Linked DNA regions of Homo sapiens: region 2 is linked to region 1. Evidence: chromatin loops called from intact Hi-C (ENCODE). Cell type or tissue: heart left ventricle. All regions are shown on one strand. Links, peaks and the distances in the headings refer to the core of each region. The heading gives the core; the rest is flanking DNA.

What was found. A loop is a pair of places that touch in the nucleus more often than their neighbours do. Peaks named below come from ENCODE experiments on the same cell type or tissue, not always from the same donor. Only the 100,000 strongest peaks of a DNase experiment are listed, where the experiment ranks them.
Region 2: a loop joins it to region 1, with 2.8 times the contacts of the local background. A loop is called at or near these places in 7 of 110 quality-filtered maps.

The regions. Positions count from the first base shown.
Region 1 is chr11:75,542,042-75,553,171 of GRCh38, reverse strand. No RefSeq gene overlaps it. Among named protein-coding and RNA genes, the nearest start is that of SERPINH1, 15 kb to the left of the region's middle. RefSeq lists enhancers at 1-151, 9,433-9,934. In heart left ventricle, for the core only: a CTCF peak has its summit at 5,447 (motif pointing left); a DNase peak (open chromatin) is centred at 5,401.
Region 2 is chr11:76,324,920-76,336,049 of GRCh38, reverse strand. No RefSeq gene overlaps it. Among named protein-coding and RNA genes, the nearest start is that of THAP12, 51 kb to the left of the region's middle. In heart left ventricle, for the core only: no CTCF peak of the experiment used is centred there; a DNase peak (open chromatin) is centred at 6,238.

The DNA of each region.
Region 1 (11,130 bases), core at 1,014-9,013:
CTTCTGGAGACAGAAGGGCTTGACCCAAAGACATCGTGTTGACATAAAATTCCAAGCACTGGCAGACCACTCATTTTCTCTCAAAACCCACTTTTCCTGAGCAACTGTTCCGAGCCAGGCCCTCTTCTGGAACACAGAAGCAAACCAAATCTACTCCCTTAAACAATGGGACTCACACCAGGTGCTCAGGAATGGGACGGAGGGGAGGAAGCAGAGGAGCTCTGGGACTGTAGCCCAGCCAGAAGGAGCCCAGAAGTACCAATCCAGTGTGGGATCAGGGGTCAGGGAAGACTTCTTGGAGGAGGCTACCTAAGGTTGAGAAGTGCACACCAAGCAGAGAAGACTGGGAATAGGGTGAGGCAAGTGAGGCACTTGCCTTGGGGGCACAATTAATGAGAGCACCGAAAACCTCAGTCATCAAAGTAAATCATGTTTCATGCAATATTTCAAAAAATCTAAATCAATGCAAAAATTCTATGAGTAACAAAATATCACAATTTTAAATAAAAACAGGATCAGGGCCAACCTCATGGGTGTACAGCCTGTGCAGTCTCACAGACCCTCCCAAGTGATTTGATGGTTACTACTGACATTCTGCAATTCTTTTTTTATTTTTATTTTTTATTTATTTTTTTTTTTTTTGAGACGGAGTCTTGCTCAGTCGCCCAGGCTGGAGTGCAGTGGCGTGATCTCAGCTCACTGCAAGCTCCGCCTCCCGGGTTCATGCCATTCTCCTGCCTCAGCCTCCCCAGTAGCTGGGACTACAGGTGCCTGCCACCACGCCTGGCTAATTTTTTTGTGTATTTTTAGTAGAGACAGGGTTTCACCATGTTAGCCAGGATGGTCTCGATCTCCTGACCTTGTGATCCACCTGCCTCAGCCTCCCAAAGTGCTGGGATAACAGGCATGAGCCACCGTGCCTGGCCTTATTTTTGTATTTTTTGTAGTGACAGGGTCTCTCTATTGCCCAGGCTGGTCTTGAACTCCTGGGCTTAAGCGATCCTTCCACGTCGGCCTCTCTAAGTGCCAGGATTACAGGCTTGAGCCACTACCCAGCCGCTGCAATTTTTTTTTTTTTTTGAGACAGAGTCTCACTCTGTTGCCCAGGCTGGAATGCACACTGCAACCTCCGACTCCTGGGTTCAAGCGATTCTCCTGCCTCAGCCTCCCGAGTAGCTGGGATTACAGGAGCCACGCCACCACACCCGGCTAATTGCCGCTGCAATTCTTAATAATTTTTGAGGCTGGGCGCGGTAACTCATGCCTGTAATCCCAGCACTTTGGGAGGCCGAGGCAGGTGGATCATTTGAGGTCAGGAGTTCGAGACCAGCCTGGCCAACATGGTGAAACCCCATCTTTACTAAAAATACAAAAAAATAGCTGGGCATGGTGGCATGTGCCTGTAATCCCAGCTATTCGGGAGGCTGAGGCAGGAGAATTGCTTGAACCCAGGAAGTGGAGGTTGCAGTGAGCCGAGGTCACACCACTGCACTCCAGCCTGGGCAACAAATAATAATAATTTTTGAAGAAAAGGCCTCACAAATTACATTGCCAGTCTCAGACAGGATTAGTAGCATGGACTGTGTCAAGCCATATTGGAGCCTGAGACAAAAGGAAAAATAAAAAAGTCCTTATTTAAAATGTGATATTTTGTTCATCATGGATTTTTTGCATTTGTTTTGATTTTTAAAAAATATTACAAGAGGCCGGGCATGGTGGCTCATGCCTGTAATCCCAGCACTTTGGGAGGCCGAGGAGGGCAGATCATGAGGTCAGGAGATAGAGACCATCCTGGCTAACACGGCGAAACCCCGTCTCTACTAAAAATACAAAAAATTAGCCAGGCATGGTGGCGGGTGTTTGTAGTCCCAGCTACTGGGGAGGCTGAGGCAGGAGAATGGCATGAACCCAGGAGGCGGAGCTTGCAGTGAGCCAAGATCACGCCACTGTACTCTAGCCTGGGCGACAAAGTGAGACTCCATCTCAAAAATAATAATAATAACAATAATTACATGAAAATATGATTAATCCTGATTACTGAGATTTCTGGTGCTCCTTTTAGTTTTCACTTGTCTCACCCTAGTCCCAGCCCTGGAAGAAGGCAAGGAGAGGAAAGACACCCTGGCAGGGGGAAGAGCAGGGGCAAAGGCTGGCAGCCCAAGTGCCAAGGAGAACTGGCACATGAGGTGCCGGGAAGGCTCTGGGGAGCAGGCAGGGCCTTCAGGCCCCTCTCAGGTCCCACTGACCCTTGCTGGAGAGGCAGTGTCTCCCTAACCCTCAAACCACCATCCAGAACCTAGATGCCCACCTGCAAAGTGAGAGCCATGGTTCCTTTCAAGCCTGTCTTCCTCTTCCAGGTAGTTCCGAGGAACAACAACAACAAAAAGACCCTGGGTTGGAAGTGGCCTGTAAACTGGACAGCATGTGCCCAAATTCTGCAGTTCCCACAGATCTCTGCAGCCCTCCAGGCCTCACTCCATTCTCATGGTTCTGAGGCCTCCCTCCACCAGCCAAGGCACCCCCCTTCCCTGCCCTCAGTGCACATAAGAGAGAGTCAGAGGAAGTCCTTTACTTCTTCATTCTTCCTTTCATGCAACAAAGTTTTTTTTTGAGATAGAGTCTCGCTCTGTCGCCCAGGCTGGAGTGCAGTGGCATGATCTCGGCTCACTGCAACCTCTGCCTCCCAGATTCAAGCAATTCTCAGCCTTCCGAGTAGCTGGGATTACAAGCGCTGACCACCACACCCAGCTAATTTTTGTATTTTTAGTAGAGATGGGGTTTCACCATCTTGGCCAGGCTGGTCTTGAACTCCTGACCTCGTGATCCATCCGCCTCAGCCTCCCAAAGTGCTGGGATTACAGGCGTGAGCCACCGTGCCCAGCAAAGATTTGTTGTTGTTGAGACACAGTCTCACTCTGGAGTGCAGCGGTTGGGATCTTGGCTCACTGCAACCTCTGGCTCCCGGGTTCAAGCGATTCTCCTGCCTCAGCCTCCCAAGTAGCTGGGATTCCAGGTATGCACCACCACGCCCGGCTAATTTTTGTATTTTTAGTAGAGACAGGGTTTCACCATGTTGGCCTGGATGGTCTCGAACTCCTGACCTCAGGTGATCTGCCTGCCTCAGCCTCCCAAAGTGCTGGAATTATAGGCGTGAGCTACCGTTCCCAGTCTCACGTAGCAAAGATTTATTGAGAACCCACAATTTACTAGGCACTGTTCTAGGTACTGGGATAAAAAAGTGGGCAAAACCAGATCTTTGCCCTCCAGGAGCCTGGTGTGCTGGCGAGTGGAGACACGCAATAAACTAAGAAAGAAATGTGATCATTTCCAGTAATAATGAGGGCTAGCAAGAAATGAAAACAGGTGTTGTGGGTAAGACTACTTTACACCAGGCAGCCTGAAATCTGAATAAGAAGCTGTAATCATTTCCGGTGGCTGCTGTATCTAGTACCACACACTTAGTGGCTTCAAATGATATAAATTTATTCTTTTATGGTTTTGAGGTCAGAAGACTTAAATGGGCTAGCAACTCCTTCTAAAGACTCTGGGGATGAATCTGCTTCCTTGCTCTTTCCAGCTTCTAGAAGCCACCCGCATTCCTTGACTTGTGGCCCCTGCCTCTACCTTCAAAGCCAGCAGTGTGGCAGCGCCAATCTCCCTCTCTCTCTGCTTTCTCCTTCCCTCATCACATCTGTTTCTCTGACTCTGACCCCTCTGCCTCCCTCTTGAGATGGACCTCCCTGATGACACTGGGCCACCAGTAAAGTCTCCCTATCTCAAGATCTGTAATTTAATCTCATGTGCAAAGTCCCTTGTCCCATGCAAGGTAATGCACTCACAGGTTCCAGGAATTCGGACATGGATGTCTTTGGGGAGCCATTCTTCCTCCGACCAAAGGAGGAGGGAGACCTTTATGGTGGGAGGAGGGGATCCCAAGCAGAGGGAGCTGCATGGGCAAAGGCCCCACAGTTAGAATGAACTAGGCATGCTCTAGGAATAGCAAGAAGGTCAGCCTTCTAGAAGTAATGCTCCAGTTAGCTTGATTTGCATCTATGTCATTCGTGAGGCCAATCCCATCTCTATGGACAAATGTTCTACAGTGTGCGTCCAGGAGCCCTGCGAGTCTACGGCATCCCCTTGGCATTTCAGGTCATCTCCTGCATCCTTCTGCTTCTAGCTGCCGGACTCTTCACATGCTTAGAGCAAGAGCACTGGACATTTGAGGAAGGTGCCTGGCTGGGCACTCACCTGGGCTGGGGCCAGGCTGACTCTGGTGGAGGGGTGGGCCCAGTCCCTAGTACCTGAGTATAATCCTGCTCTTTCTTCCCCACTGAAGGCCAGGATTGTGTGGCTAAGGATGGATGGGGGCAGCAAAGCTAGACCTCAGGCAGTGGCAGGAGCTGTCAATGGCCATATTGTTAGCTCTGGGCTGCGGCACGGAGGCACCAGGGTAGGGCTGAATGAGGCATCTGTTCGCTAGGTCAGGATGCCCAGGTCAGGGTCTCTCTTGAGAGATGCCTCCTACCCCCACCCTAACCCCAACTCTGCCCAGACCCTGCCATGTGGCTCCCTTGATATCTCTGGTACCCATCCCTCAGGGACCACAACTGTAACTAGCTGGCTCACTGTGAGGTTGGCTGTTGGATGGTGGTCTTCTCAGTTAAAATGTGAGCTCTCCACATAAGCCAGGAACTGTCTTCATCAATGCCAAGTCCCAGCAGCCGGCAGCCAGCACCCAACCCAGGGCCTGGCTCAGAGAAGTTGCTCCATACACACGTGCAATGAATGGAGGAATGAAGGAACAGATGAGAGAGACTGGGCCACCCTTGCATCCCCTGGTCACCTCCTCCCTTGACCACTGCACCCTCCTGCTCACTAGGCCTCCCTGCCTCTGGTATCTCTTCCCAGACACTCTTCATTCTAACACACCATCTAGTTAAAACCCTCCTGGGGCTCCCTGAGACCCTCAGGATCTGCCAAGCCCCAGCCTCACCAGGCTACCCGCCCACCGATTCTGTCCTCTACCTCTGCACTCCTCCTCAAGCAGTCCCTGGCACTGTCCAGTGTGCGCCCTTGTACTTGTGTATTCTTATGCCCAGAAAGCCCCTCCTCCCCTTCTCCCGGTATGGATGGCTCCTACCCTCTGTTCAGGCTCCTACAGGAAGCGGGCCCTGACCACCCCCAGCCTCCCCTGGGCTCCCACAGCCTGTGCTTCCCCCATCTCAGCACCAATTGTAATTCTCACTTCGTACATCTGTCTCCCTTTCCACACCCTGAGCCCCTCAGGGCAGAGACTAATGCTGACCCACGTCTTTCTTTGTCTGCTCCAGGGCCCTGGACGTGGTCAGGCACAGAACAAATGTTCAGCAAAGGTGTAAGCCCAGCCCCAGGCCAGTGGGCAGGTCCTATAGCCTGACCAGTGGGCGCTTCTGCCCTCTGGTGTCCGTTTTGGGTCACTATGATTTTCTATCTCTTTGAGGGGCTTCCTAGGGTGATGTACCCCAGCAGTGGTTCTCAGAGTGTGGTCCCAGGACCAATTGTATCAGCATCACCTTGGTACCTGTCAGAAATGAAAATTCTTGGGCTGTACTCTAGGCATGAATCAGAAACTCTGGCTGGGGGGAAGCAATCTGGATTTTACCAAGCCCTCCAGATGTTTCTGATGCAGGCTGAAGTTTGAAAACCATTATCCTGGAAGAACCCTAAGCCTGAACCACTCCCAGGAGCTCCAGTTAAGGGAGGAAACAGGACCCACCTGGTGGAGTTGCCAGGTACAATACAGGATTCCCAGTTAAATTTGAATTTCAGATCAACAGAAACATGTTATTGCAAGTATTGCACAAGACAGACAAACTAAAAAATAAAAATAAAAAATTCATTGTTTATGTGAAATTCAACTTTAACTGGATGTCCTATGTTCTCTTTCTGTATCAGCAGCCCTGTGCAAAGAACCCTGTTCTTATTTCAGTACTCTGCTGTCGCCATCTTGAAATTCTTAGTAATCTTTTTTACTAGGAGCCCTGCATTTTCATTTGGCAATGGGTCCTGCAAAATGTAGCCAGTCCTAGGAAGGATCTTTACAAAGCCTCCCTGGGGGCATTCAGGATCCGGAGCTCAAAGGCAGGCGGAGTGGGACCTCTGGCACCTTAGAGATGTGCCTCTAAGGATTCTCAGCTCCTCCCTCTGCCACGTGCTGGGGGTTCCCTTCCCAGGTGGGTCAAACCTTCATCCTTCTCCGATTGTGGCTCCTGTCTCCTCACTATCTTGCTGCCTCTGTTCTCACCCCTTCTATGCCACCTTCCACACAGGACGGTGAAGTTCCGAAAATGTCTGCCCATATGCCACCCTCCTGCCCCCAAACTTTTCTCTGGATGTCTCCTTCCCACTTTTATTTATTTTTTTAATTTTTTTTTTGAGACAGTCTCCCTCTGTCACCCAGGCAGGAGTACAGTGGTGCAATCACAGCTCACTGCAACCTCCAACTCCTGGATTCAACCAATTATCCTGCCTTAGCCTCCCAAGTAGCTGGGATTACAGGTGTGTTCCACAACACCCGGCTAATTTTTGTATTTTTAATAGAGACAGGGTTTCACCAGTTGCCCAGGGTGGTCTCGAACTCCTGACCTCAAGTGATCCACCCGCCTCGGCCTCCCAAAGTGCTAGGATTACAGGCGTGAGCCACCACGCCTGGCCACCACTGCTTTTATGATAACCAGTGGCTACCATTACAGAGCACTGAAGTAGATGCTTTTCCTCATTATGTCTTGTATTCTGCAAAGTAATTCTCCTCTTGGCCAAGCCTGGGATGGGATTGCTGTGGGCAGAACCAGCCTGCAGCCTCGGATGAAGAGCTGAGTATCCGCCCCAGCTCATGCCTGACAGAGGAAAAGCCGCTGCCTGGGAAGGCTACAGAGGAGCAAGTGGAGGAGAAGCACCAGAATGATCTGTTGAGCACTTACTATGTGCCGAGCACTGTTCAGAGTGGTGGGAGCTGGATGGTGAAGGACACATATACCAACCCCACCGTCCTTGGGATGGTTCCATGGATCCTGCCAGCTTTAATCTCGGGTTTATGCCCTAACCTTAGTGTTCTAATCAAACAGTGGAGGGCAGTGGCTCTTCTTATTTTTAATTTTTCAGAAGCAAGGAGGAAGTCATTCTTTTCTTTCTCGAAGATTTGATTCCAAATTACACTGGGAGAAGTAGGTTGGGGCACAGAGGAAACAGGATTGGTATGACCCACTATTGCTGAGGCTGAATGATGGGTACGTGATGGGGTCATTAGACTCATCTCTCTAATTTTGGGTATGTTTGAAATTGTCCATCATTAATTTTTTTAAAGTATAGTTCAAAGTAATAAAACCAAAAAGTAATATTAAAACTGCAAAATCTCATCCAATGTAGAATAAGACTCTTCTCTGGGGGTGGGCTTGCCTCAGAAACTAGAGACTCAGAGAGGGCAGCGACTGCCTCTGGTCTCCCTCAGTGCAGTGGCGCGATCTCAGCTCACTGCAGCCTCCGACTCCTGGGTTCAAGTGATTCTCCTGCCTCAGCCTCCTGAGAAGCTGGGATTACAGGTGCCCACCACCACACCCAGCTAATTTTTTGTATTTTTAGTAGAGACAGGTTTTCACCATGTTGACCAGGCTGGTCTCGAACTCCTGACCTCAGGTGATCCACCCGCCTTGGCCTCCCAAAATGCTGGGATTACAGGTGTGAGCCACCTCACCCAGCATCTCCATGACCATCTGTCTATAGAGTGGGAGAGAGAGCAGATCAGGCCCTCCTTGCCTGATACAGTTGTAACCTGGCCTGGGGACCCTCTGAGACATGGTAGATGTCCAAATTCTACTCTAACTCACAGGATTCTCCAGGAGGTTTTTCAGTGAACCTCCTCCCCTGGGGACCTCTCATCTAGATCCCCCCCACCCCTGCCACCCCCACCCAAAGGAACAATGCCCCCTCTGGTTTGCAACCTCTCCCCTCAGACATCAGTTCCAGCAGTACCCTCTGTTGGGAGGTCCTCACCCCACCCGCCTCCAGCTCCCTCCACAGGCCCTCATCCGGTCCACTGGAAAAATCAGATATCCTTTGCCTAGCCTGGCAGCATGAGCCATTCCCAGGGTGGCCCTGGCTCTCCCCATTCCACCACCACACACTGCCTTTAGACTCTGTGATATGTGAGGACAATTCAGGTTCCCATGTCCCCCAACGTCTTGAAGCCCTCCGCACTTGGTTTAAAGAAGGGAGGGAAGCTCAGAGCAAAATAACAATTTTCTCCAAAAAAAGGCTTTAACATGGGTGGGTGTTGGGTGGGCTTGGTGGGGCAGGCCTGGGAGGGCACCCTCTGCTTGTGCTGCAAGATGGTCTAACTCCCCATGGAGGATGTGAGGTGCTTGGGCCCCTCAGCTTCTAGAGCCTCTGCTGAGACTCCAGCCAACAGGAAGAGCCTCATCTTCACCTCAAGTGCACAACTAGAGAATCCTAGACTTAGGGAGTTGCAACATGCTTCATTCCACTAGCCCCCAGCTTCACCTGGCAAAAGGTGATCCTCTGTGAGCCCCCACGCAAGCTCTGCCTCCTCCAGGACAACCTCCCTGACTGCTCTGTGGCAATCCCCTCCTCCCGGTGTTCCCACCCTACCTTGTTCACTCCCCCATTAAAACAATTATTATTATTATTTTATTTTTTTATAGAGATGGGGTCTTGCTACCTTGACCAGTCTGGTCTTGAACCCCCTGGCCTCAGGAGAGCTTCCGACCTCGGCCTCCCAAAGTGCTGGGATTACAGGTGTGAGCCATCATCTATTATTTGTTTAAATTGTCTTTGTGGCACATCTCCTCATCAGATTCTGAGTTCCTTAAGGAGTTCCTGAATGGCTCTGGTGTATCGCAGGGTCCCTGGTATCCAGCATGAGAGCTGCCTGGCACAGAGGAGTGGTGATACAGTGACAACAATGACAATCTTTATCAAGTGTTAACTGTATTCCAGGTCCAGAGCCAAACTTCACGGTGTATGATCTCATTAATCCTTGCTATAGCCTTGTGAGGCAGGTATTATTATCCCCATTTTATAGATGAGAAGACTAAGTCTCAAAAGGTGAAATCACCGGGCCAAGGTCACATGGGTGAAGGGTAGAAGAGCTAGGATGTGACACAAGCCTTTCTGAGTGCAGTGGCCTCATGCTGCAGTGTGTTGGGGCTCCACCATGCCTGCCCGGTTCCTAGATGAAGGCAGGGATGAGTAGCGCTAGCAGATCAGCCTGATCGCCTCAGGCCCCAGTGATATGAAAGTGGGCGGGGAAGTGCTGGGTAGAGGTGGGAGTGGCCCCTGGCTAGGGCTCCACCCCAGGGCCTGTGCCTATAGACCTAGGTGAGGATAGGCACTCCTGACTTCACACCCAAATGTTGCATTTCCCAAGACCACCCTGGCCTGCTACGCCCCCCATACTGTGCCTATAAAAACCCCGAAACCCTAGCAGGCAGAGACACAAGTGGCTGGATGTTGAGGAGAACACATCAGCAGAAGAAGACACGAGCAGCTGGGTGTCAAGAGGACGTTGGAGCATGCCGGCAGAAGGAGCACACCCACAGAGCCAGCAGGCCGGCAGGCCATCAACCGGGGGAACCTGGTGGAGTTTGGCTGGGGCAGTCGGAAAAGAGCCCAGGCCACTGAGCGGTCAACTCCAGGGGAAAACCTTCCCACTCCGTCCCTTCTGGCTCCCCCATCTGCTGAGAGCTACCTCCACTCCATAAAACCTTGCACTCATTCTCTGAGCTCAGGTGTGATCCGATTCTTCAGAACACCAAGGCAAGAACCCGGGATACAGAAAGTCCTCTGTCCTCGCAACAAGGTAGAGGGTCTAATTGAGCTGGTTAACACAAGCTGCCTATAGACGGCAAAACTAAAAGCACACAGTAGCACATGCCTGCTGGGGCTTCAGGAGCTGTAATCATCCACCCCTAGACGCTGCTGTGGGCCCGGAGCCCCACAACCTGCTCTAGAGGTTAAAGAAGCGAGGCACTGAAGAAGCAAGTCATACCCGCATCGCACGCCCTGCAAGGGGCTCAAGGGAAGCTTTCCCATTTCACCAGCAGGCAGGGACTCTGTTATCATGAGGTCACAGGATATACAGAGAGTCAGGGGACAATGGAGAGTCAAAATGAACGTGGGGGCTGCTGTCTTTCGAGGCCATTGTAAAGACAAATCAAGGTCTTACTTGATTTGGGCTGTTACTTCTTGCTGGCATTGATGAGCCTAATTTTTTTTTTAAGAGACGAGGTCTCACTCTGCAACCGAGGCTGGAGTGCAGTGGCACGATCATAGCTCGCTGCAGCCTCAAACTCCCAGGGTCAAGTGATCTTCCTGTCTTCCTGCCTCAGCCTCCTCAGTAGCCGGGGCTACTGGTGCCTGCCACCATGCCTGGGTAGCTTTTTTTTTTTTTGTAAAGACAATTCTTGTTATGTTGCTCAGGCTGGTCCCAAACTGCTGGCCTTAAGCCATCCCCCTGCTTTGGTTTCCCAAGTTGCTGGGATTACAGGCGTGAGCCACTGCGCCCAGCCTGAGCCTCATTTTCATAGTACCTTAACCCCTGTCCCAGCCTCTAACCACAGCCTGGAGGATCCCAAGGATTGGGAGGTGGTGCACAAATGCCTGGAAAACAGCAGGTTGTGAGGGATCAGGTTCTGGGTGCCCAAAGGGGCAGCAACAGGACCTGGCTGGACCACAGCTCTAGGGTGACTGTCTTGATTTGCCCAGGAATGAGGGATGTGCGACTTTCACTGCTAAAACAGGGACAGAATGGGGTCACCCTGCAACATCTCTGACCCTGCAACAGTTCCACCTGCTCAGTAGATGCTTCTGGACCCAGATGAAGCCTGGGAAGACCACAGGGTGTTCATCAACCTGGGTCTGTACACACAGGGAGGTCAGCCTGGGTGTGACCCCAAGGGCTCACAGAGCAGGGCCCAGGAATCAATCAGAGAGAGCAGGGCCCAGGAATCAGAGAGAGAGAGCAGGGCCCAGGAATCAATCAGAGAGAGCAGGGCCCAGGAATCAGAGAGAGAGAGCAGGGCCCAGGAATCAGAGAGAGCAGGGCCCAGGAATCAGAGAGAGCAGGGCCCAGGAATC
Region 2 (11,130 bases), core at 1,712-9,711, 780 kb before region 1:
GGAAAGGGGGAGGTGCTATGCACTTTCAAAAAACCAGATCTCATGACAACTCTGTCACAAGACAGCACTGGAGGATGTGCCTAAATCATTAGAAACCACCCCCATGATTCAGTCAACTCCCACAAGCCTTCCCCTCCAACACTGGATTATAATTCAACCTGAGATCTGGGTGGAGACACAGAGCCAAACTGTATCATTCCACCCCTGGCCCCTCCCAAATCTCATGTCCTCACACTTAAAAACACAATAATTACTTCTCAATAGTTCCCTAAGTTTTAACTCAAAAGTCCACAATCCAAATTCTCATCTGAGACAAGGCAAATCCCTTTCACCTATGAGCCTATAAAATCAGAGGCAAGTTAGTTACTTCTAAGATACAGTGTGGGTATAGGCATTGGGTAAATGCTGCCATTCCAAAAGGGAGAAATTGGCCAAAACAAAGAGGCTACAGGCCCATGCAAGTCCAAAATCCAGCAGGGCAGTCATTAAATCTCAAAGTTCCAAAATAATCTCTTAAGACTCCATATCTCATATTCAGGCCACATTGATGCAAGGGGTGGGCTCCCAAAGTCCTGGGCAGCTCCACCCCTGTGGCTCTGCAGGATATAGACCCCTTGGCTGCTTTCATGGTCTGGTGTTGAGTGCCTGTGGCTTTTCCAGCTACAGGGTGCAAGCTGTTGATGGATCTACCATTCTGCCATCTGGAGGATGGTGGCCGTCTTCCCACAGCTCCACTAGGCAGTGCCCCAGTGGAGACTGTGTGGGGGCTCCAGCCCCACATTTCTCCTCCACAGTGCCCTAGTACAGGTTCTCCATGAGGGCTCCACCCCTGCAGCAGACTTCTGCCTGGACATCCAGGTGTTTTCATATATCCTCTGAAATCTAGGTGGAGGCTCCCAAGCCTCAGCTCTTGCTCTCTGTGCACCCACAGGAAGCTGCCAAGACTTGCTTGCACTTTTTGAACAGTAGCCTGAGATACAGCTTGGCCCCTGTTAGGCATGGCTGGGACGCAGGGAGCAGTGTCCCAAGGTTGCGCAAGACAGCAGGGCCCTGGGCCCAGCCAGTGAAACCATTCTTCCCTCCTAGGCCTCCAGGCCTGTGATGGGAAGGGCTGCCGCAAAGATCTCTGCAATGCTATGGACGCATTTTCCCCATTGCCTTGGCTATTAACATGCTTTAATGTAATTAAGTATTTAATAAGTAAAGCTCCTCTTATGCAAATTTCTGAAGCCAGCTTGAATTCCTTCCCCGAAAATGTGTTTTCCTTTTCTACCACATGGCCAGGCTGCAAATTGTCCACATCTTTGTGCTTTGCTTCCCTTTTAAATATAAGTTCCAATTTCAAGTCATTTCTTTGTTTATGCAGGTGAGTGTAGGCTTTTAGAAGCAGTGAGGCCACATCATGAATGCTTTGCTGCTTAGAAATTTCTTCCACCAGATACCCCAGATCATCTCTCTCAAGTTCAAAGTTCAAGAAATCCCTAGAGCACAGGGGCATAATGCTGCCAGTCTCTTTGCTAAAGCATAGCAAGAGTGACGTTTACACCAGTTCCCAATAAGTTTCTCATCTCCATCTGAGACCTCTTTAGCCTGGACTTCATTGTCCATATCACTATCAGCATTTTGTTCACAACCACCACCCCCGTGATTCAATCACCTCCCACTAGGCCCCTCCTCCAGCACTGGGGATTACAATTCAGCATGAGATTTGGGTGGGGACACAGAGCCAAACCACATCAGATGGACTGGAAAAATGGTCCCAGCAGCAAGCGTAGAGAGCACCAGGCCTCAGATGGGTTCACCAGACCCAGCAGCATGTTAAAGGCCACCCCACCCCAAACCTATGCAGCAAAGACACTTGAACATCACTTAACCCTGCATGTACCAAACTTATTTCACCAAAAATCCTTTTGTGTCATGGAACGTCTTTATTTGAGGGAGTGGGGAATTGACTGGTTGTTTGTTTGAGACAGAGCCTTACCCTGTTGCCTAGGCTGGAGTGCAGTAGCACGATCTCGGCTCACTGCAACCTTTACCTCCCAGGTTCAGCCAATTCCCCTGCCTCAGCCTCCCGAGTAGCGTGCCGCCACACCTGGCTAATTTTTGTATTTTTAGTAGAGACGGGATTTGGCCATGTTGGCCAGGCTGGTCTTGAACTCCTGACCTCAGGTGATCTGCCCGCCTCGGCTTCCCAAAGTGCTGGGATTACAGGTGTGAGCCACCGTGCCCAGCTGATTGACTGTTTTTTGAAAAAGCTACCATGGGCTTATGGTATTAATATATTCCAAACAGTGCACTAGGGTGCACTTTGAAGCGTTTTCCTCCCACCCTTGGCTCCTTCAGTCTCCAGTTTCCTTCTCCAAAGGTGGTCATTTGTCTCCCTTCTGTATCCTCCCAAGTTCCAGGCTACACAAGGATGTATGGGTGTGTTTTCTTTTCAAAATGCAGGTGGAGGCAGCTGATAAACACATCTCTACTGCAGGTATTTTAAGGGCTTAGGTGCAAGGCAGTGTTCAGCAATGGTGTCATGGGGACACCTCCTTTGGCTGGACCTGAGGAATGAGGAGGAACTATCCAGGGGTCCTAAGGATATATCATAGTGCATTTAGCCATTCTTCCAGTGAGGGGCATTGAGATAGTTTCTAGTCTTCTGTTAATCTAAACCAGGGTTGGCAATCTATGGATTCCTGACCAGATCCAGCTCAGCTCTTGTTTTTTATGTACCTTAAGCTATGAATTTTTTATGTTTATAAATGGGTTTTTTTGTTTGTTTGTTTATTTGTTTGAGACAATTTGGCTCTGTTGCCCAGGCTGGAATACGGTGGCACAATCTCAGCTCACTGCAACCTCCACTTCCCAGGTTCAAGTGATTATCATGCCTCAGCCTCCCGAGTAGCTGGGACTACAGGCATGTGCCACCAAACCCAGTTAAGTTTTGTATTTTTGGTATAGACGGGGTTCCACCATGTTGGCCAGGCTGGTCTCAAACTGCTGGCCTCAAGTGATCCTCCTGCCTCAGCATCCCAAAGTGCTGGGATTATAGGCATGAGCCACCACAAGCAGCCTGTAAATGATTTTGAAAAAATAATATTTTGTGACACATGAAAAGTATACAAAATTTAAGTTTCAACATTTGTAAATAAGATTTTATTGGAACACAGGCATACCCATCCGTTTACGTTTGTTTATGACTGCGTTTGAGCTGCAGCAGCATTGTGGATTAGCTACAATGAGACCATATAGTCTGGGTATGGTGGCTCAACGCCTGTAATTCCAGCACTTTGGGAGGCTGAGGCAGGTAGATCACTTGAGCCCAGGAGTTCAAGAGACTGTATAGTCCTCAAGCCTAAAATAGTTACTGTCTATCCTTTACAGAAAAAGGTTGCTGACCTCTGCTTTAAACAATGCTGCAACAAATATCTTTCCCCATTACTGCAAACATGTAAGTAGATCTCTCATAAATAGCCCATTTGGTCTAAGCCAATCTGAGAGACATAGCTCAAAAAGCACATTTCACCGATTTTAGTTAATTTTTCTTTTATTATAAGTGAAGTTAACTAAGCATCTTTTTAAACACATAAAAGTGTTGGGCCATGTGTGGTGGCTCACACTTGTAATCCCAGCAATTTAGGAGGCTGAGACAGGAGGATAATTTGAGCCCAGGAGTTCAAGACCAGCTGGGTAACATGGTGAGACTGCTATCTCTACTAAAACTACTACCCAGGCGGGGTGTGGTGGCTCACGCCTGTAATCCCAGCATTCTGGGAGGCGGAGGCAGGAGGATCACTTGAGGTCAGGAGTTCAAGACCAGCCTGGCCAACATGGCAAAACTCCGTCCCTACTAAAAATACAAAAATTAGCCAGATGTAGTGGCGGGCACCTGTAATCCCAGCAACTCAGGAGGCTGAGGCAGGAGAATCGCTTGAACCCAGGAGGTGGAGGTTTCAGTGAGCCGAGATTGTGTCACTGCACTCTAGCCTGAGTGACAAGAGCGAAACTCCATCTCAAAAATAAAATAAAATAAAATAAAATAACTACCCGGTGTGGTAGCACATGCCTGTAGTCCCAGCTACTAGGGAGGCTGAGGCAGGAGGATTGCTTGAATCTGGAAAGTCAAAGCTTCAATTAGTCATGATTGTTCCACTGCACTCCAGCCTGGGTGACAAAGTGAGACCCTGTCTCAAAAAAAAAATTATATACATATATTTATATGTGTGTGTATATATATATATCATGTGTGTGTTTCCTCTTTTCTGTAAAATGTTTTTTTCAATTTGATAAAGAATATGGGCCAGGTGTGGCGGCTCACGCCTGTAAACCCAGCACTTTGGGAGGCCACGGTGGGTGGATCACTTGAGCCCAGAAGTTCGAGATAAGCCTGGGCAACATAGCGAGATCCTATCTCTACAAAAAGTTTAAAAATTAGCCAGGCATGGCTGGGTGCGGTGGCTCACACCTGTAATCTCAGCACTTTGGGAGGCTGAGGTGGGTGGATCACAAGGCCAGGAGATCGAGACCATCCTGGCTAACACGGTGAAACCCCGTCTCTGCTAAAAATACAAAAAATTAGCGGGGCATGGTGGCGGGAGCCTGTAGTCCCAGCTACTTGGGAGGCTGAGGCAGGAGAATGGTGTGAACCCAGGAGGCGGAGCTTGCAGTGAGCCGAGATCGCAACACTGCACTCCAGCCTGGGCGACAGACTCTGTCTCAAAAAAAAAAAAAAAAAAAAATTAGCCAGGTGTGGTGGTGCGTGCCTGTAGTCCTGGCTACTCAGGAGGCTGAGGTGGGAGGATCACCTGAGCCTGGAAGGTTGAAGCTGCAATGAACTGTGATCATGCCACTGCACTCCAGCCTGAGCAACAGAGTGAGACCCTGTCTCCAAAAAAAACAAAAAATATGAGCAAAAGTATTTTTCTTATTGCTTTACAAAAACAAGGGGGAATTAGCATTTTGTGTCTTGCATCCAAATGTTTTCTCCATTTGTTACTTGACTGACTTTTTTTTTTTTTTTTTTTCATGTAATAATGCTCACCTTGTCAGTGAAGGGAAGGTGGGTCCAGGTGCTGACAGTGAAGGGGATGGGGGACCTTGGCCAGGCAGACAATACTTGTTTCTGGATCCCCTACCTTGTTCCCAGCCCTGTCCCAGGCACTGGGGTCCAGCGGTGAGTGAGGCGGGCGGAGGCTCTGCCATCATGGCAGTGATGGGTAAGCAGGGCAGTACTAAGCGCAGGTGTTACAGGGACACCTCCCCAGCTGGACCTGAAGAATGAAGAGGGACTACCCAGGGGTCCGGGCTGCAGCGGGAGGATTCTGAGCAATAACTCGTACAAGGTTAGATCTTGGAGAGACAGAGGTTTCAGAGTGCAGGTTCTTGGAGCCTAAGCTCTACTGAGTGGTGATGAAGCACCTGGTATGGCCACACATGAAAGGCAAGGACAGGAGTCCCAGGAGTCTCGTCAAGTCTCTGAGGTGCACAGAAAGCTGCCCTGTGAGGGTCTAGAGAGTTTCACCTCTTTGTATGGAGGAGCAAAGTACCTCTCAGGGCTGCAGCTACCCTGCCAACAGACTTAAACTAGGGTCTGAGGGTTTAGAATTGGCCAGGGCGGAGGTGAAGCATTGCTCCGCACCAGGAACAGCAAAGGGCGTGAGGACAAGTCTGGCCTCTCTTGCAACGAAGACCTCTCCCTGCCCTTCCACAGCCCTAGCCTCCACTTCAGTTCTACCTCTCCAGAGTATCAAAGGGAGAGACAACTATGCCTGCAAAGACCAAGCGGCAGCCTGGGAGGGGAGGAGGGGGCTGGAGGGAGATGTGGCTAGAGGGTGAGACCAGCCCCTCAGGCCTTTAACATCAGGCTAAGCCAGCAGCCTACCAGCTGCTCCCCTGCCCAAAGCACCACCCCCAGAGCTCCCTGCAGGCGATGACAAGGATGAAGTGGGGAGGCAGGGGGAGAGTCAAGAGCTCACAAAGGTTCTGCTGTGCTTGACCAGGGCCTCCGCCAGAGCCAGATTGTTTGCTTGCTTGGAGGGAAGGATCTGATTTAAAAAGGTGGTGGCCCTGGGGTTCAGGGCCAGGCCTGCTGGCTGCCATCCTACACAGCAGCCCCACTCCAAACTCTCCATCCTGGGGCCCCCTCATTCCTCTTTACTTTGGTGTTCCCAGTTAGACCCAAGTAGGACTCCACAGCTTTGGGCAGAGGACTTACAAAGCAGCAGGGGCCAGTGCTCACACTTGGGACTCTAGATCACTGGGGGACCTGCAGGACCAGCCTGCTGGGGACTTCATGGAGAAGGAGGTGCGTGGAGGTGGCCCTTCACTGAGCACCTGCTGTATGCTGGGCATTGGGCAGGGCACTTCGTTTATGGGGTTCCCTTTTCATCCTTTAAGCAACAGTAGGTATTATTGTCTCCATTTTACAGACAAGAAAAGAGAGTCCTAGAAAGGCTAAGGGGACTCGCCCAGGTTTACACAGTGAGTCAGTGGTAGGGCTAGAATTCTAACTCAGGTTGGCCCCACCTGTGAATCTAATCTGTGCTTAACCCCTACACTGCTTTGTGCAGGACATAACCCTGTCTTGCACATGTCTGGCACAGAGTGAAGGTCCCATCATGTTGACTTTATCATGCACTTTCTCAGCTGGAGCTGTGGGCCTCACAGCAGCCCTTCGGGGTCAGTAATGCTTCTCTCGCTTTCATGATGTGGAGGCTCAAGCTTGCAGAAGTTGAGCAACTTGCCCAGGGTCACACAGCTAGTCGCAGAGGGTCAGGGAAGTCGGGGAAGTTCAAAGAAATGTGGAGTAGAGTGGGTTTGCCCAAGGAATGACAGGAATGTTCAAGGAACTGAAAGCTGGAAGTGTCTGCGGAAGCTGCAGATCTGCCGGCAAGCAGTGGGGCTGCTTATGGAGTAGTGAGCCCAGGCCCTGGAGCGGGGTCCTGGGGGACTCTCACTCAGCAGAAGAGCAGCCATCAGACACCTGGGCTTGGGACGCCTGCCTGGTCCCTTGTGTTACTTGGAAATGTCAGCAAGAAGGGCCCTTCACCGGGCATGTTTCTCTTCTGTCAGATGAGGGCTGTTAAATGAGGTCTTTGATTTTACTGTTCAGCAGTGGCATCTTTCTTTAAAATAGTCTTGGCCAGGCATGGTGGCTCACACCTGTAATCCCAGCACTTTGGGAGGCTGAGGCAGGTGGATCACCTGAGGTCAGGAGTTCGAGACCAGCCTGGCCAACATGGTGAAACCCCCGTCTCTACCAAAAATACAAAAATTAGCAGGGCATGGTGGCGTGTGCCTATAGTCCCAGCTACTCTGGAGGTTGAGGCAGGAGAATCGCTTAAACCCAGGAGGTGGAGGTTGCAGCGAGCCGAGATCGCGCCACTGCACTCCAGTCTGGGTGACAGAGTGAGACTCTGTCTCAAAAAAAAAAAAAAGTCTTAAGCTGAACTTTATTCATTCGCCCATTCAACAAATATTGAGACTTTCAAGGCACCTGAAACATATGGTTGACCAGACTTCTTCCTGCTTTGAGTGTCTCTGACTTGTGTTACAGAAATTAAGGGTCCCTACCCCTCCACTCAGGGTAGGAATGGGGCCACCTGGGCTGCTATGGGCCCATGCCCTCATTTGGGAGCTCCTTAACCATGGTGCTCCTCTGAAAGGTTCCCTGTCAGAGCTGAGTATATTCATATACTCACAATTGGCCATTTCACAGATTGGGTGGGAAGGCCCAAAGAGTGGGCCAAACCCTGGGTCCCCTGAAGCAGCCTCTTTGTGGCATCATTCATCAAAGAGGCTTTGTGCAATCGGAGGAAACTGGGCGTGTCCATGAGGAGAGAGAAGCAGCGAGGAGGCAAGAGTGAGCAAAGCCCACCAGGCGGGAAAGAGGCCCATTTTGCAGAAGCCAACCCCCTCCCTCCGCCTGGCAGAGCCTTCCTAACAACCTTCCCTCCTCCACCCACACCCGCCAGCCTCTGCCCAGAGCCAGGGTGTCAGCTTGGGTTTGGTGACAGCAGCCCTGAAGGAGGTGTTGGATGGTTGAAGCCCTCCATTGTAGCAGCTCTGGCATCTTCTATGAGCCCAGCCTCGCCAAGTTGTCCTCTTGCCAACTGGAGAGAGGCTGGCTCCTGAGGGATCCTCTCCAACTAGGTAACTCGATTCCCTGCAGCCCAGCACCAGCCCAGCTCTGGCCACCAGAGCCGGAGCTCTGAAGAGTTTACCTCCAACATGGCAGTGAGCAGTTTTCAAGGTCAAGGAGGGTGGCCACCAGGAGCTCCTGAGCCAGGGTGCATGGGGAGAACACAGGGCTGGCAGGCCAGGTTCTAGCTCCAGCTCTTCACTAACTTGCTGTGTGTCTTTGAATGTATCACCTCCTCACTCCGGACCTCAGTTCTCATAAAAGGGAGACTGACAGAAGGTCCCTAAGTGCTTACAGATGGACTGGCCAGGGTCGTCTTGGTCTATAGCATCCCTTTCAAATAAAGATCTGACTATTCTGTGCCTGGTGATCAGGGTGCCCAATGGCTGTGAGTCCCCCTCACCTGGCCTCTGGCCTTTCCAGTGGTAGGGAGAGCAGGGGCTGGCAGCTGCTGTCTTTGTTCTCAGCCTCTCTCAGAAGTCAGAGAACATTAGAAATTCAGTGGAACTACACTGGGTGTGGCTTCCACTTCCCTTAAGATAACCGAGTGAAACTGGATTTTTCTCAACAACTATGATAAAGCTTAAGAACAAGCTAGATATAGGATTCCACTTCACATCTGAATCCCTCAATTGACAAAAACCAATGTGTGAGTGATATTGTGAAATGACACTTTTGGCTTTCTCCCCTAGAATGTTACTATCACACATGTAAAGCATACTATTGTAATTTCACCTACCATTCACTGTTCACTGCCTTTTCATAAGGACAAACTGGACTCTATTGAGATTACGCTTTTCCCATTTTGGGCATCAAAAATTTATTTTAGATGAAGTAGTGGTGCAATAGTACACGACAGTTTTTCTTTTTTTCTTTTTTTAAAATTTTTTGAGATGGAGGATGGAGTCTTGCTCTGTCTCCCAGGCTGGAGTGCAGTGGTGCGATCTCGGCTCACTGCAACTTCTGCCTCCTGGGCTCAAGCAATTCTCTGGCCTCAGCCTCCTGAGTAGCTGGGATTACAGGCACCTACCATCATGCCTGGCTAATTTTTGTAGTTTTAGTAAAGATGGCCAGGCTGGTCTCAAACTCCTGACCTTGAACTTCTGGCTGATCTGCCCACCTTGGCCTCCCAAAGTGCTGGGATTACAGGGGTAAGCCACCACGCCCAGCCTAGTACATGATATTTTTCGAGTAAACTTTTCACAAAGTCTAATATGTATTCAGAATAATCAGACTCCTAAATGTACAGCTTGATGCCTTACCACTAAGTGAACACACCATGGAACCACAGAACATCATGATAGTTCTTTTTCTAATGTTTTTTGTTTGTTTGTTTTGTTTTGTTTGTTTGTTTTGGTTTTTTTAGCAAACTAAAAAAGCTGGTAACTTTACGCTGGTCACCTCCTCTTCATTTAAATTTTACCAGTTGGTAAAATCTAGAATTTGGAGATGTTCTGGGCTAGCCGATCTAATAATGTTCCACGCAGTGCTGCTGGAGCCCTTGGAGCCATTATCTTCTGTGACACACCAACCAGAGGGAAGCAGACGTGGGCCAGGGGCCCACTTCACCCCATCTCAAGAGATAGGAAGAATCCGGCCAAAACATCCCCTCCAGATTCAGCAGAGTTGGCTGCTTGATGCCAGAGCCAAGGGGCAGTGAGGAGGAGTGGCTTTGGATGGGAGATGCTGGAGGATGAATCATTCCTCCCATTCAGGCCTCTCTCGCAGCCTCTTTTCATCAGCCATTACTTTTCCCTTCCACCCACCCACCCCAGGGGCAGGTCTTCCGGACACCTAGGAATCCTCAGGTGCATGTTGTGCATCACCATTGCCATCCCCTCTCCCCCACTCAATTCTCAAGTCACAGCTCTGAGACCCAGGAAGCATCCTCTGACCGTTTTTTTCCCTATTGATAATGGAGAAACCCTGGCACCTTTGTGAAAGGCTATGAAAGTTGTTCAAAATCACACAACAGGCTGGGAATCCAGGAGGCCACATCCGCTCAACCAAGGCAATGCACATTTGTCAAGGACTTGCTTTGTACCCAAACACAGACCAAGGTGATTCTAAGGAAGAAGACCCTTTCTGTTCAGTAAGTCTTAAGTACTATTATGCTCAATAAATATGTGCCTGGCCCTCACTAGGTGTTGACCATTCATGCATTCAGCAAATATTTTATTGAGCAGTCTCTCTGTGTCACTGCTTTTGACTCTAAATTATTTGCTTATACTACTACTTCTTGATTTTTCAGTTTCTTTCTCTTTCTCTCTCTCTTTCCCCTTACTTTCTCCACACTCACATGTACATTTTGTGTCTCCCTACTTCCACCTAGTATCACAAGTTTGATTGGAACAGTATTCATGTTTTCATTATTAGGCTACGTAAATGCTATTGACAACTGGGCCGTGTAGTATTCTATAATTATTTTTCCTTCCCTGCATAACAATTGTGGTTATGCATATCTCCTTTCAATATGTTTAAATGCATTGGCTAGTCTACTGATTTCATCTTCCTGAAGAAGTCCCTCCCAGAGTCTTCCACCATGTCCCATTAGGATGAATTGTCTTCTATTGCACAATAGAATAGAATGGCCTGGGGATTCCTTTGCCCCTATCCTTTGTTACATTTTCTTTTCCTTGGATGCCATGTTTTCCTCTTTCTTGGTTAACTCCCTCACTTCTGTTGAAGCACATCCTCCAGAAGCTTCCTCAGGAAACATGCAAAGATAATTCACATGACTAGAAATGTATTCTCTCTTCACCCTTGATCATCAGTTGGCTGGGTGGAAATATAACTTTCTGGGATGGAAATATAACTTTCTTCAGAATTTTGGAGACATTTCCCCATTTTGCAGCAATATCTTATTTCTTAGGATGTTAATTATAGTTTTAAGTTTTCAGCTTTTTGCAAAGTTGCCAGCTTCTAAGTTCCTTTGTTGTTTCCCCCTATTCTTTTGACTTCTTTTTTAATTAGAGGCTTTTCTCAAATGCTTACTCATC